Linked DNA regions of Mus musculus: region 1 is linked to region 2. A link is a loop called in an ENCODE intact Hi-C map of the cell type or tissue named here. Cell type or tissue: heart. All regions are shown on one strand.

Evidence for each region. Peaks named below come from ENCODE experiments on the same cell type or tissue, not always from the same donor. Only the 100,000 strongest peaks of a DNase experiment are listed, where the experiment ranks them.
Region 1: it touches region 2 in a loop (4-fold over the local background); 2 of 42 quality-filtered maps call a loop at or near these places.

The regions. Positions count from the first base shown.
Region 1 is chr10:60,573,982-60,581,981 of GRCm38, reverse strand. The region is part of intron 7 of Cdh23 (cadherin 23 (otocadherin)); the gene reads left to right. Among named protein-coding and RNA genes, the nearest start is that of Gm51803, 110 kb to the left of the region's middle. In heart, no CTCF peak of the experiment used is centred here; a DNase peak (open chromatin) is centred at 4,421; H3K27ac peaks cover 678 bases.
Region 2 is chr10:60,656,236-60,664,235 of GRCm38, reverse strand. It overlaps Cdh23 (cadherin 23 (otocadherin)), which reads left to right. Exons shown (of 71, transcript NM_023370.3): 3 at 6,898-6,969. The coding sequence starts at 6,903. Among named protein-coding and RNA genes, the nearest start is that of Gm51803, 27 kb to the left of the region's middle. In heart, no CTCF peak of the experiment used is centred here; a DNase peak (open chromatin) is centred at 4,385; H3K27me3 peaks cover 682 bases.

The DNA of each region.
Region 1 (8,000 bases), 82 kb after region 2:
CCATGCCACTTTGACCTGGCTCCCCTGCCCTTGTCCCCGCTGTAGGGGCTGAGCCCAAGCATGTCTTCCTCCTGGTGGTAGAGATGGGTTCAGCAGCTGGACCTGAGCTTGGGAGATTGGTGCCACCTGTAACAGCCTCAGGGGCAGTACAGACATCGATGGGCAACAGATACGGGGCCCCTCCTGATCACAGAACCTCCTTCCTGAGGGCACAGGAATGCTTCCTGCTGAGCACAGGGCCCCCTCCTACAGCAATAGGGCCCCCTTCCTGCTGGGTTCCCCATCTGCAGGTAGTGGCTGAGGTATATAGAGTTCCCAAAGATGGAATGGCTGCCACCCACAGGGCCCCTCTCTTTGAGGAAGGAGGAGCAGGGCCCACTCACCATCACCTCTAGACTTTAGCCAGCCTCTGTTCCCATGGCTTGTCTCACACATAGCATATTAGGACTTACCAGTGGGTTGAAGATAATAAGTCTGTCTAACAATCTGTAAGGACCAAGTCTAGGAGTCCTGGGTATAGGGAAGGTTGAATAACTGTAGCAATGATGTTCTTCATCTGTTTATGTCCCTGCCACAGCCAGCTGATGACATGGGAATTGCATCTTCATTGTGTAGACCTCTTCGAGAGAGTCAACATCTGGGTCATAGCAATAGGCTTAGGGTTGTTCCCACATCTAAGCTAGGCACTGCCTCCAGAGAGACCAAATTAGCTACTTATATCACACAGCAGACCTGGGCTCTAGAGCCACTTACTGCTTCTTGTGGGTCACAGGCCTGGGCAGTGGCATGGGACTCACACCACACCAGGGAACCATGCCCGGGGTTCCCAAAAACCTGCAGGGATAGCCAGGGTTTAGGAGATAGGGTTCCCCCAAGCCTCCCTAAGAGCCTTTCCTCCAGGACTGGGGTGCTCGATGCCTCCCCCAGCCCCAGAGAGCCTGCCTGGGAATGTGTTCCTGGAGAGATTGCTCTGCCTATGCCAGCGTGCACGCTTGCGCACACCTCTCCGGGTGTCCTCCCTGCCTTCTTCTGTCCCAGTGTCTCTCTCACAGGTCAGCGCCCCAGAGCGTTAAATCATGAACAAATCGGCTGCAGCCAGCAGGAGGGTAAGAGGACAGAGGGAGGGGACGTGGCCAGCAAGGCCATTAGCAGTGTGCTGGCCAGGCGGATGAGTCTCGGCTGATTGGAAAAGTGGCTGGCTGGCCTCCTCCTTCGAACACGGCTAGTCCGAGGCCTCTATGGTAGGATGTGTCTGAGACACGTGAGGACTGTGTGCCTTTCTGAGGATTCATGGAATCTGCGTGGCTTGTAGCCAGGACACCCAGTCTTTTTTTTCTGTCACGAGCACAGTGTTCAGATGGACCCAGTTCTTCCCCGACCAGTAAGATTTGGAAATGTGTCCTATGAAAGAGAAAGAGGAGAATACAACACCCAAATTGGTACAGGTCTTACTGTAAAGTCTGGCCTGAGCCACCAAGCCAACAATTTAGCTTTGCTGGCCCTGATCTTTCTCATCTTAGAATGGGGACAGTCACAAACCTTCCAAAGATTCCTGTCTGTACAAAACACTCAAGCACAGGTCTCGCCTGGCTACAGGGAGTGCTCTAGAAGCTGAGGCGGGCTTGGGGATCCTTACACGACCTTTGTGGTGGTTTGAGTAAGAATGGCCCTCCTATGGGCTCTGCAGTTGAATGCTTAGTCACCAGGGAGTGGCACTGTTTTAAAAGGCTTGGAGGTGTGGCCTTGATGGAGGACATGTGTCACTAGGGGTGGGTTTGGGGGCTTAGAGAGAGCCAGTTCTCTCTCTTCCTATGACCTGTGATCTGGATGTAGCTTTCAGCTACTGCTCCAGTATCATGCCTGTGGCCATGTTCCCTGCCATGATGATAATGGACTGAACCTTTGCAACTGTAAGCCAGCCCCAATTAAGTGCTTTCCTTTTTAAGAGTTGCTCTGGTCATGGTGTCTAAGACAAGGAGGAGGACCCCTAAAGAGTAAAGGAGACAATCTTGCTGATGACTCTCTGTAGTACTGGAGGGGTTTTTTTGGTGTGCTTTTTATCGTGCTGGACCTCTGTTTACTAATCTAAAAAGTAGGGTAGTAGCTTTCTTTGGCTATGGCAATAAAGAGCAGAGAGGCCAGTGGATCCAAAATGATAGAAGACTTAGGGACTGAGTTCCCTGGTCCTGAGTGGCCAATGCCAGGGCAAGGCTTCTGGATAACACTCCCACACCCAGGAGGAAATAGCACCCGGCATTCAGATAGGGACAGACATTATGAACTGTGCCACCCTATGGGGCCTCTTGGGACTTGGATTATAGTGTTCTTACCTAACAAAGGTCATGGGTCAGTCATGTCCCAGTGGCCAGTGAACTTGAGCAGGACACATGTTGGTGAACTTAGGTTCCAGACTCCAGAATACTCTGGCTTTACCTGGTGCTCAGAACAAGCACCTCTGGTACTGTAATCCACAGGGCCTGATAGGGGCCCTCAGCCGGGCAGGTCCATCCCTTCTGCACGGCTGGTCTCGAAGCCGGCCTGCAGCAGACACGGCTTTTTTGTTTTTGGTTAAAAAGCCTCATTGGAGCGTTATGATATTGCAATGTGAGGGTAATTGAGCTGAAAGCTATTCTCTTCCTGCAGCCAGAGCGATAGGCGTGATTGAGGTGCCGGGCCTCCCCAGCAGCCTGGGGATCCTGACCAAAGTCCCAGGCAGAAACAGAGCTGTGAGCAAAGAGGGCCTTGATTCTGGGATTTGGGGACTGCCAGGCCGGGCCTCTCCTCACTAGGAGCAGACGGCCAGGGTCCCTCGTGGGCTGGTACAGGCAGAGGGTCCCCAGTGATAGATCCTGGGAGGCTGGACTCTGGCTGTGTCCCTCATCTCCTCACCACTTCAGTTTCTCATAGGACTATCCCTCCCTCCCTCCCTCCCTCCCTCCCTCCCTCCCTCCCTTCCTCCCTCTCACATATCTTCCCTCCTTCCTTCCCTCCCTCAGTCCCCATCTCCCCTCCCCCTCCCCCACTGCTGTCTTTCTGTTGTGGAGAATGAACCAGAGCTTCTGGAATGTTAAGCAAGTGCCCCATTGCTGAGTCAGAGTCCCAGATCCTATAGGGCTAAGTTATAGGCAAGCACTGTGCTGCTGAGCCAAGCCCTTAGCCCCTCACCCTTACACAGGCTCTCTACTGTGAGCTGTACCCTAACCATCCCTGGTGGATTCTGGGTAAATGCTCTCCTTCTGACCCACACCCCAGCCCCTCACTGGCAGATTCTAAGTGAGTGTACTACCACGAAGCCCGCCCCTCTTGACCCTACTGGACTCTCTCTCTCTCTCTCTCTCTCTCTTTCTCTCTCTCTCTCTGCTTTCTGGATCTCCCCCAGATTGTACCCCACTTCCTCTAAGGTCTAGATGCCTTAGTGTTTACTAAGCCAAGTACAAGGTTACATACCTATGAGTCAACCCAGGCACCCATTTGTTAAAATACAGCCTCTGATTTTGTCTGGCTTCTAAGCTCTCAGGATGCCAAAGCTTCCGGTCTTCCGATCTCACTCTGAGGACTAAGAATTTAAGAAGCCATTAAGGCCATGGGCTGAGCGAGAGTGACCTAAATAGTCAGTGTAGGGCCCATCCGTGAGGGAGAAACTCAGTGTGACTGGAGCCTGTCCTGAGCAAGATGTCCCCATGTGGTTGTGCAGATAGCGCACTGAACAAGGAGGTGTGAGCTAGTGAAGTATAGTCATAATCATGATACTTGGCTTGAAACTGAGCCTCCTGGGACCCACTGGGTAAACTGAGTCTGAGCACAGAGGCAACCACATCCATCGCCCAACCTCCCATCTTCAGGCAGAATGTGGACAGTCAAGGAAGAGACCAAAATGCTTTGCGTTTCTCTGCCTGAATTGTTTCTGGGTAAGGGTGGGACTCACTTGGTGGAGTGCTTGCCTAGCATACACGAAGCCTTGAGTTCAGTAACTTCAGCATCACACAAACCAGGTATGTTGGCATCCTCCTGTAATCTCGGCCCCTTGGAGAGGTGGAGGCAGTAAGCCGGGAAGTTCAACAACGCTGTTGTCTACACAGTCTGAAGATAGCCAGGGCTATAAGAGACGAAAGCTGGCAGCCCAATTGTTCAGCACTCTCCTGCCCATTGCTCACTCCCAACTCTTAGAGCTGAGCTTCAGACACAAGGACAGAGGGCTGAGAGCTCCTGCTGAGGGGAGGGGAGATCCCTAATGAACAACATGCTCCACCTATTCAGCCGCATCCCTCAGCCACACAGCCGCATATACACTTGGACTTTCTCCCTGCTGGGATATTAATTATCACAAGGCTGAAGTGAGGGGCGACCATTAATATGAGCTCCCTCAGAAGCAAGGAGCTGGCCTAGGCTGGGACTTGGTGCTTATCTCTGCCGACCAGGCTTTCCGTGAACGCAGCTCCCCTGGCACAATGCCAGGCCCAGTGAGGATGGAGAGGCCCGGCTCCTCTGACCGTGCTGAGTATCCCAGCTGAGCTTGGGGCTCCCTTCCTCTACTAGAACCACAGGCTTGGCAGGATCTCTCAGCAGGCAGAGCCATTGCCACAGTGCAGGGTGGGCTTTGAGTTCACATCACACCCCTGACCCAGCCCCAAGTCGTTCTTTCCCTCAGGCCACTCTGTCAGGTGCAATAGGGATGGTGCTTGCTCTTTGATGACAACAGTGTCACTTCCTTCTTCTGTCGAAACAGTTCATTATCCCTTTCTCTCTAACCACCACCCCAGAGAACAGAGTAGCACATATAATTGCTGTTTACCGGACATATCCTATGGGTCTGGAGCTGAGCCCAGCACTTTCAAGACTTTTTATTCCTTGACCCCCTTGGAGAAAGATGTGTCCACTTCCCACCATGCATAGACAGAAGCAGAGGCCCAGAGATGATGTGGGGCTGCCTGGGGCCACAGGGAAAACTAGCATGTCCCTAACTGTGCATGACAAAATAGTACCTCATCTCAACCCATAGCTGTGACGAGTCTTGGCTCTCTGAGGTCCCCAGACCCACTCAGACATCTCCCCATTCTGAGATAATTCTTCCTAGCTTGGCCATGATGACCCTGCCTGTAATCCCAGCTATGATGTAAACAGTAGCAGGAGGCTCATGAGTTTGAGGTGAGGGAGGAGGGGGTATGCTTTCCTTCCCTTGGCACGACACTGGCCAGCCGAGTCTGTCCATCAGCAGCTCGCAGTGTTATCACTGGGTAGAATTTCCCCTTGGGTCCATTAGCACCCATCACATATGTGTCCACAGCTCACCCTCTTGTGACTAGCTTTTAAAGAACAAAGAGGCCCTGGGAGCCCTGCTATGGGGACCCTTGTCCTTCACCTCCATCCTCTTGCTAAGTAATCCTGGTCCTCCTCTTTAGGGGTCCTAACCTCAGCACCTCCCATTCAGGACTCTGAACCTTGTGTTAAGGGGCTTCCACATGCTCCACTCCTCCAGTACCAATGCATCTCCAAGATCACTGTATTTTCTTCCATTCTAAATGCCCATTTACCCTCCATCATAAGACATAGGCAATTAAGAGTTATCTTGACGTAGCCAAATTTTAACAGATGATGGTACTTTCCACCAAGCTTGTTTGATTCCCCAGGTCCCACACAGCACAAGGAAAAAGCCAATGCTTACAAGTTATCTCTGATCTCCACGTGTGCACATTTGTATGAAAACATACATACACACAAACATACACACATACACACACGCACAAATTAAATGTAAATGTAAGAATTTTTTTTCTAAATTCAGTTACTCATGGTCGTTGCCATACATACTGGCCCACTTGATCTACTTGAAGTAATCCATCTGTATCCATTATCTCTGCCTCTGGGGAGAGTGGGCAGGGATCACCCTCCTTTCTGAGGGACTAAGCTAGGATGAGTAGAGTTGGAGAGATGAGGATAGAGGAGGTACATCGCCCAATGCCCTGGTCCTCTTCCTGGCTCATAATACTCAAAGTGATACTTCCTGTGCAGGCAGGAAATCCCTGCATTTTTTTTCTTATATTGGTTCCACATCAGCTCGGTACTTCAAAGCCAGCCCCCAAGATTTTCCTGAATGTCCCAGCCTCTGAGTGTGAGGTTCAGGGGCAAAGAGGGGGAAGAGTATTCCATTTTCCCATCCATCCCCAAATTTGGTTCTTAAATATTCCCTAATTCCTAGGGAGACTTCCAAGTAAGCTGCTCTCAGAAAGAAGGAGGACCTTTTTCTGAGAGTGGACACATCCACAGCCAAAAACAGATGCCACCAGGAAGGCAGGAGGGAGTGCTAAGGCTCCTCTGGGGAGTCAGAGGGAGTAAGCTGGTCAGACTCCCTCCTTCACAGCAGCATCCCTTCCCAGAAGCCCTTGGGCAAGAGAGCTCTAATTGTTGAGCCTGCTCCCAGTAGCTGACACAGGTCTTCAGTTCCTCACAGCCCATCTGCCTCTCAAGGAAACTCTCTTGCCAACTCCCACCGAGGTGGCTGCTGAGGACAGACACCACCTGTGACCAGAGCAGCTGAGCTCAGGGATCATAATGACCACAGAGAGGAGTCCAACTGGGGCAATGACAAGCCTTTCTTTGGGGGAAACTGGATGGCAGACCAGGGGTGGTGGAGACTAGGTGGCACCCTGTGAGATGAGTTTAACTGTAAGCTAACCCTAACGTTTCTAAATCTTGAAGGCAGAGCCTGGCTATTGCACTAAAGAGTCCTGAGGTCACTGTGGGTCCCAGGTTCTAGGAGGAGACCCAGAGAACCTAGCTTTGCGTCCTCAGCCCTAAGGTCTTCTTGCTCTGAGGACTGGAGCTCTCAGACCAGAAGGGCTAACTCTGGAGGCCAGCAAGTGCTTCCTGTTGTCCCCATGTGCTGGCTCACTGTCTGTCACTCATGAGCTCCTCAGCTTATCCTGCCTTTTTTTGGGTGAGACCACATCTTGCTGTACAGTTGCCTGGCACTGCCTGACTCATAGAGGGCATGCTATGTGTGCCCAAGTACCACACACCTCCTGCAATTGGTCCGTTCCCTGCTGCCAGCCAGGGAACATTAGAGATCATTCAGCGTAGACTCCCACAGCCCCTGCTTTCAAAACACTTTTCTGCACTAATTATTTATTTAATTTCGAGGGGGTTGGTGGGTGGGTGTGGGCACCCAGGAGGTGGTCAAAGGACCAATTGTGGGAACAGATTCTCTCCTTGCCCCATGGGGATTCCAGGGACTGAACTCAGGTGGGCAAGTAGCTTTGTCCATTGGTCCTTCTCACTGACCTTTACTCTCCTTTTGAGACAAGGTGAGCCCAAGGTGGCCTAAAACGAACTCTGGAACCAAGGCAGGTTCCAAACTCACAGGAATCCTCCTGCTTAAACTCCCAAGTGCTGAGATGGCAGATGTGCCCCACTCCCACACTTGGCTTTGCCTTCCTCTTCTGTTCTCAGAGGACACAAATGTTCTTGGGACACCTCCTAGGTCCAGATCCCACCAGTCTACACCTAGCCAATTGCACTTCATGGGCAATAAACCCAGCAGATACTTATAGACTTAGTTAGTTTTTATTGCTGTGCTAAGACACCATGGCCAAGACAACTTACAGTAGAAAGCATTTAATGGGGGCTTACAGTTCCATAGACTGGGTCCCTGTCCATCATGTAGGGAGCATGGCAGCAGACTGGCAGGTACTAGGACAGTAGCTGAGAGCTTACATCTAATCTATGAGCAGGAGGCAGAAAGAATGCTTATGCATAGCCTTCTAAAGCCTCAAAGACTTCCCCTGCTTGTGACACATCTCCTCCAACAGGGCCACACCTCCTAATCCTTCCCAAGCAGTTCTACCAGTTAGGGGCCAACTATTCAAATGTGTGAGGAGATGGAGATGGGGCATGGGGCATTCAAACTACCACATTAACTTTGACACAAAACACAGCCCCCACCCTACTCCGCCCCAGCCCTCCCCACCCCAGGAATCTTTCCCAATGAGTGAGATGGGTAGATC
Region 2 (8,000 bases):
CTCCACTGTGTGAATGTGCTAGGTTTTGCTTATCCATTTGGTCAAGAGCAGTTGGTGTTTGGTAGGTCCAACCTTTTGCCTATCAAAGTCATACTGTTCTGAAAACTGGTGTACAAATATCCCTCTACGTTTGGGACCAAGAGTCTGACTAGCCACAGTGATGGCTAAGAGAGGAACGGAGCTTGGTGAGTTGAAGGCAGGAATCTGATAATTCAAGGGAAGGAGGAACACACTTCTGACTGGAAGTGTGGAAGCTGTTCACTGACTGACTGACTGCATGGATGGAGATACATTTTCTCAGATGAGAAAGGCAAAGACAGGAGCCTCAGAGAAGAGACAAGATTGCTGTGTCTTCCAATGGGAACCCATGCTCGTGGGCAGAGATGCTGCTTGTAGGACGAGGAGGGTCTGCTGGCACAATGGCCCTGGGTTGCTCCCTCATCCCATGCTGGGACAGATGCCTGCAATGATGTAGGGAAGGAGGAGGGATGCTAAGGACACCCTTCCAGGAGGATTCAGGATGGTGCCACGTGGCACCAGGGCTGTGCCTGGAGAGCAGGGCTGGACACGTGAGGTGAGGCCCGCGGTGCTCCGAGGAGAGGAGCCCAGACCAGCACACTGGTGACTGGCATGGGAGGTGTCAGCAAGGCGCCATGCCTGGCCAGACTCTGCAGCCTGCTCATCTTGGCTGAAGCATGGGAGAGGAAGAGGTTGGGTTCGAATAGCTTGGTTTTGCTCTTATAACTTGATGATGGCTGTCAGGAGCCTCTGGTATCTTTCTAGAATAGGCAGAAAGAGCAACGGCCTTGTGGTGTCCTGACTAGGACTGTAATGTGGCTTACAGTGCAGGCCTTAGAGCAGTGATTCTCAACCTGTGGGTCCTCTTGAGGGATTGGGGGTGGGGTGCAGAGGGGTTGAACGACCCTTCCACAGGGGTCACATATTAGATATTTACATTATGATTCATAAAAGTAGTAAAATTACAGTCATGAAGTAGCAATGAAACTAATCTTATGGCTGGGAGTCACCATGATATGAGGCACCGTACTAAAGGGTGGCAGCATCAGGAAGGTGGAGAACTGCCTTAGGTGTATTTCACAGCAGCTGCCTTGTAATCCAGCTCCTGAGTCCCAGTACCTAATCATGTGTGTGTGGATTTGGGAGTGAGAATCTATCAGAGTTTCCTTTATCAAAATGAAATGTTAAACAATAACCTATGGGGCTGTCATCAGAGCCCTGGCTCAGTTACATTGCTCCCTGTGCTGCCTAGTTTTGTGTCAACTTGACATGAGCTTGAGTTATTTGAAAGGGGGGAACCTTGATTAGGAAAATGCCTCTATAAGATTCAGCTGTAAGGTTTTTTTCTTAATTAGTGATTGATGGAGGAGGACCCAGCTCATTGTGGGTGGTGCCATCCTTGGGCTGGTGATCCTGAGTTCTATAAGAAAGCAGGCTAAACAAACCAGGGGGAGCAAGGCAGTAAGCAGCACTCCTCCATGGACTCTGCATCAGCTCCTGCCTCCAGGTTCCTGTCCTGTTTGAGTTCCTGCCCTGACTTCCCTCAGTGATTGGCTATTACCTGGAAATGTAAGCTGAAATAAAAAACCCCTTTCCTTCCCAAGTTGCTTTGGTCATGGTGTTTCATTACAGCAATAGTGACCCTAACTAGGGCACATCCTTACACTGAGATACTCTTCAACTCTTGAACAGGGTGAGATAGGCAGCCTCCATTCAAACTGTACCTATAGTGTCAGCTACTGTGACGGCTTAGGTGGGAAGACCTATAGAGTCTTGGAGTTCAAAGCCAGCCTGAACATTAAAACAGCTTCTCTAAATCATCCATTCATACATACATACATTTATCCATCTGTCCATCCATCCATCCATCCACCTATCTACATTTATCCATCCATCCATCCATCCATCTGGGAGTAGAATGTGGACACTGTGTGGTTTTATTTATTTGTTTTTACCAAGTGTGTAGGTGTACATGTTTGTAACATGGAATACCAGAGATCAGCTTCAGGTGTCATTCCTCAGATGGTGTCCACTTTGGGTTTTTGCTGTTGTTTGTTTCTTTGTTTTTGAGACAGAGGTCACCACTTAGGCTAGCGGACTAGCCAGGGAGCCCCAGGGATCCTCATGTATTTTCCTTGCCCATGCTGAGATTGCAAGTGCCTGGCTGTTTGAAAAGAAATGTGGCTCTGGTGGTTGAATTTAGGTTCCCATGCTTGCATGGTAAGTACTTTACTAAGTTATCTCCCTATCCCCTAGGTGTTTAAAGATGTGTGTGCTATGGTATGCACATGAAGTTCAAAGGACAACCACTGGGAGTAGGTTCTTTGCTTAAAACATGGGGTCTGGGGACTGAACTGGGGTTGTCCAGTATCTTTACCCTCTGAGCTCACAGGCCTCCTCTGTATTTTGTTAAGAGAGGGAGCACATGTGGGCTTAATGGCTTTAATCCCAGCACTCAGGAGGCAGATCTCTGAGGTGGAGGCCAGCCTGGTTAACAGATCGAGTTCCAGGACAGCCAAGATTACACAGGGAAACTCTGTGTTGAAAAACCAAAAGAGAGGCTGACTGATGTGTCTGTGGGTGACACCTCAGGGAGCCCTGGAGCAGCAGGGATAAGACTTCACTAGTAGGAGTGTTAGCTTCCTGCTCTGTTTCTTTTTTTCCTAGTTATTCACCATGCCTGTAGAGTGCTACAATGTATGTAAGAAAGATACAATGTATGTTTTGCTGGATGAATTCACAATGAGTTTTGACAAAGGGCAGGTAGAAGGCTCAAAGTCTTGATTGGAAGATACTAGGCAGACTGTTTCATCCTCTCTTGGGGTCTCAGGTAAGACCCCATCTACCACCCCATCTACCCCTGCTGGTTCCTAAGCCCTTGATGAGAGTTTTGGGAAAGGTGCAAGGTCAGAATGGCTGTGTCCCTCCTTTTTGCCTACACTCTGGCCTTCAAAGTGTGGTCACGGGTGACCAGTATTGGCTCGTCCATGAACGGCCTTCAGGACGTCATTGGCAGGCACCACACATGTACGAGCCTCTTGGTGTGTGGTGACGTGACTAACCCCTGCATTGGGTTTGATTTCGGCAGCATGTTGCCATTCAGAGTTGAGTGCATCTGATTTTAAGGGAATTCATAACAGTTCCAACTAAATCGTGGTACCCTGCTGTGAAAATCTCTCCTTCCTGGGAAAGCAAACTGCTGCTCAGCCGCCCCCCTCTGCCCCTTCCCTCCTCCTGTTCTGCTAGCCTTTCCCCCTGCTCGCTGGGGTAAGGGAATACTGGCTCTTGTCAAAATGTGGTTCTTCCCTTTTTGTGGTGGAGGCTTGGGGTGGGGGTGGGGAATGAATGGGAGCTGCAGATGATGGTCACCCTGCCTAGAAATCAGGTCTGTTTCCCAAAAGATGGAGGTGTAGCCAATTGTCATCTTAGAGAGGAGCCCCTAGACTGGGAAGTCCGGCTACCGTGGCCTTTCTCTGGTATTTTAAGGGGTCTGTAGGTGTAATGGAAAGATCCCTTCAGATTAGCAAGGAATGTAACTTCCTTCAGCCTGGACAATGGATGGGGGACAGGATGGGGGAGACTTTAGGGTCAGGCTAGGGGCCCCACCTGGATAATTAGCATTTTGTGGGTGCTCTCCTTGAAAGTTACAGAGAGCCCAGCCTCTGTATTGGTATGTGTAGATATATGTATGTGCACATAAGCATGTAAGTTGGTGTGTGTGTGTGTGTGTGTGTGTGTGTGTGTGTGTGTGTATGCATGTATGTGGTATCTGAACATGCTTTTCCTCTGACTGTTAGTCTTCAGCTGGGGCCATGCTGCAGACCTGGGTCTTGTCTGTAAGGCCTGGTGTGGGCAGTTCTGTGCTCATGTGCACCCCTTTGGGGAGGTGCTGTGGGGAAAGACAGGAAATCCTGGGGTCATGCTGTGGAGTCAGCTTATCCCAACTGGGAACTCCAGGTTCAGTGAGAGACCTTGTCTCAAACAATACGGCGGGGAGCAATCGAGGAAGACATCAGTAGTAGGATTCTTGCTTCTATAGGCACGGTCATGTGTGAGCACATCTATGTATATACCCCCCACCCCAAACACACACACACACACACACACACACACACACACACACACACACACACACACAAGAAGCAATACATGCAAAGAAAGGGAGTCACAGAGGATAGTATGGTGGCATACTAGGCGCATGACTCACCCCAGGGTGACTTTTCCTAGCGACAATCTCATCATCTGCAAATGGAGGCAGGGATACTTCTTGTTGAGGTACTTGGGAAGACTGAGTAAAGAGACACCAGTAAAAACCTCTGGCTGGTGGAATCATCTCACGGCGGGTCCTTAGCTTCCTTCCTCCCTCTTTGTGTGCGCCACAAACTTCCCGCAGCTCCCAGCAGCACGGTGTGAATTCCCCAGCTATTTCTGGGTGATGTTCCTAACAGATGTTTAATTCTCCTAACATCTGGTCCAGGAAAGCAGATTCTTTTTCTTCCTAAAGACAGCCACTCACAGTGAGGCATCAGCTTGTCACTCAATTGCCTTGTGCCTCGGTTTCTCCAGTTGTAAATCAGGGATAATGTACGTGACGCTGCCTGGCTTCTTTTTGGGATCCGGTGGATAATTTGAGGTAACAGATGGAACATTTAGAAAGTGCTCAACCTCACCGGTAGTTAGGGAAATGCAAATGCGAGTGAGGGTGACAGGCCGTTTGTCACACATCCGATTGGCGGCCATTTACAAAGAGGGATTACATGCAGGTGGGACCCTGCTGCACACCTGGGGAGGGACTGAGAGTTGCTGCCACCATTCCCAAAAGGCAGGCATACACCCTTGGGGTTTGTGTTTAATTGACCTAGCAATGCTTTGGCTGGAGGATCACATCCCTGGAACTAGCAGAGCCCTGACATAGGTAGGTGGACAGAGGGGAAAAGCTACAGTAGCCTTGCCTGTAGGGGAAAGAATCCAGACTCATGTCAGAGGGGACAGCTCTCTCTAAGGCAGGAAATCCCTGCTCGGCTATTTGTAGCTCCTGAGGGAAAGGAGACAGTCATATAGGCCTGGAGGGTCATCTGTGAATGTCATGGAAGAGAGTGGCTTTTACATTTTAATTAAAATTTTTTTCAGGGTTGTATATGAAGCCCAGATCCTTTCATATGCTAGCTAGGTTGCTTTACCACTGAGCCACAATGAGAGACTCTAGGCTGACTCTTTACTTCTGAGCCCCTCTGCTCCCCCTGACCGCCCCACCCCCCGTACTGACCAGGACTATACCACTGAGCTATAAACCCTTGGCCCCCACTAGTGGATTTTCTGGGTAGGCATTGTACCTCTCTGAGCCATACCCTAGCCCCTCACTAGCAGATTCTAGGCAAGCTCTCTCCACACGCCTGGCTTACAAGTTACCACTGAGATCAGCAGTAGTCACAGAGATCCAAGCCATTACAGAGCGGGAACCCACTGCGAAACGCAGAGGGGGTAGGGGGATGCCTGTCAGGCCAGCGGCCGCGCTTCTTGTTGGATGGATCATGCTTGCCTTATGAAGTAAGTGCTTCTTCTCAGGGATGGAATTATCTACCAATATTTAAGTGTCCAATTCATATCAAAACCCAACTTCTAGACGTTTTACTAACTCAGAAGCTCCATCCAGCCTGGACTCAAGGCCCCACGGTAGGCTGGTAGCATGAGGTTTCACAGGGGGGGAAGGGCTGAGGAATAGAAGAGAGACCGTGTCATTGTGACATGCAGCTCAGAAACACTTCCTCCCCACACAGCCATCTACTTACGCGATGAGCGTGTCTTAAGAGCTCACAAGAGGAAAACCAAAACTGTCCATGAACCATTGTGTGCCGTAGGTTGTGGTATTTGTGGGAATCGCCTCGCTGTCTGCTCGGGACATGGGCTGAGTGAGAGAAACCGTTTCTTCCAGGGCTGAACTGGGGAACTGGCCACCAATATTGGTAGATATGGCCAGTCATCACAACCCTTCTGGCCAGTCATGAATGGTGGAGGGGAGCCATCTACTGTGTCCCAGTGCTGACTACACAGCCTGGGGGGAATCCCTGAGAGAGGTAGCTGATGGCTGTCTCCTGAGCCAGGGATGGGTGAGGCCTCTGAACAAGACACCCAGTGGGTACTCACTGAAGGGTGATGGGTGCCTGCCGTGCCCCACATTCCCTGACTCTGTAGAGAGCTGGGTATAGGCTGTAGCAAGGTCTCTATCCTGTGCCCCTCATATGGAGGGACCCTGACCATGCTGTGATGGGTGGGAAGGAGTGGCCCTCCCCTAGCCTTCAGGGACAGGGCCTTCCTCACTGACATCACATCTTTCCAGAGCCCAGCTCCAGGCTACCACACAGATGGGTTGTGGTTTCTCTGTGAGCCTCTTTGGACACCATGACCCGAGTTTTTCCCTCACCCTCCTGGGTTAGAAGATAACACGATGCACTTGAGAAAGCAGAAAAAGGCTGTTCCTTGGGGGCTAGGCGGCTTGGTGAGCTTTTCAGACCCGTCTTCCTGATTAACACCATACTTGACCCTTTTCCCGAGCTGGCTGTGCTATGCTTGCTGTTATGTTGGATCTGCGTTCAGAGGGCAGAGGCAGCAGTCTGAACCTTGAACGTGTCCCCAGCAAACCCTCCGTGCCTGCCCTGAGCTTTGCCTGCTATATCAGTCCTAGTAAAGCCTGAGTCCTCCCAGCCCTCTGCAATCCATCCAGACCCGGACAAGGCTGCAAGTAGTGGCCCAGACCCTCTCCTCCTGGGAGCCACTCTATTTTCCCCTTCCCAAGTTGTGCTTTCCTGGGGCTGCTGAGGTGGGGTTCTGGGGGTTCCTGAAGTTTATATCTCATGTGCATCTCCTTGTTTGTGTTCCCAGGAGCCATGAGGTACTCCCTGGTCACTTGCTATGCTGTGCTCTGGCTTCTCATGCTGGTGCCTGGATCCTGGGGTAAGTGCCATTTCTCTTTGATAATGCCAGCCAGTGCTTGGGAGGCCAGGCTGCAGGTTACTCGGGCCAGCAGCCTGGCTTCATGCTCTAGGCCCCCAGAGAGTGAATGAAGACAGATTTCCCTTTCTGGGCCTCAGCTACCTCCTATAGCTCACATAGGGCTGAAAATACTGGCTGTCCCCAAGGCTCAGTCCCACGGGGAGTCTTGAGAAATTCTTAGGTTCCATGATCTATAGCCATGAACTGTCCTAGACTGAGGAGATTGGCTGCAGTTCTGAGTACCTACTGTGTGATGCTGTGTGCATAGTATGCTACCTCTAGGGAGAAAAGACATCAACTTCCATGCCAGGGGTTTGGTCCAGTAGGGAAGGTTGAAGGGAACAGGGTACAGTACAGGACATGCTCATGGGGACATCCCTGGCTCTAGAGAAGTCTCTCAGAAGACAGGAGGGAGCCATCTGGCCAGGTGAGAAAGCTGTTTATCTTGCCTTTGAGACTAATAGTCATTTTAGAAGAGCTGGTGTGTGTGTGTGTGTGTATATGTGTTTGTGTATATGTGTGTATATCCTGGTCATGTGTTGGGTGTGGAGCGGGTGGTGGTAATGCCTGTGGATACCCAGAACTCAGGTATGTGATAGCCCAGAGCTGTCCTTCTTATAGGAATCTCTCCCCTCCCCCAGTGCCACAGGAGCACACCAAGAAGGTCTGGGCACTTTGTCTTTGCTCCTGGGGTAACAAATAGAAAGGAACATGGAGACTCTACTGAAGGAAGGCCAGGACTGTAGGCATGTCGTGCAGGATCCCCCAGGGATCAGGGTGTCCTTGGAGAATGGCTATGGGCACCGCGTGCCTGGCGACGCAAGCAAGCACATTCCCATGGGGCTCTCTCTGCTGCTTCACTCCAGGGAGGTGTGGAGCTCTGGAAGACATTGCTGCCTCCCACTAGCACCTGTTGGAGTTCGCTAGCATCCTGCTGTGAAGAGAACCTTCTCTCCTTGTCCCCTCCTTGTTTCCTCCTGGAATAACCCCAG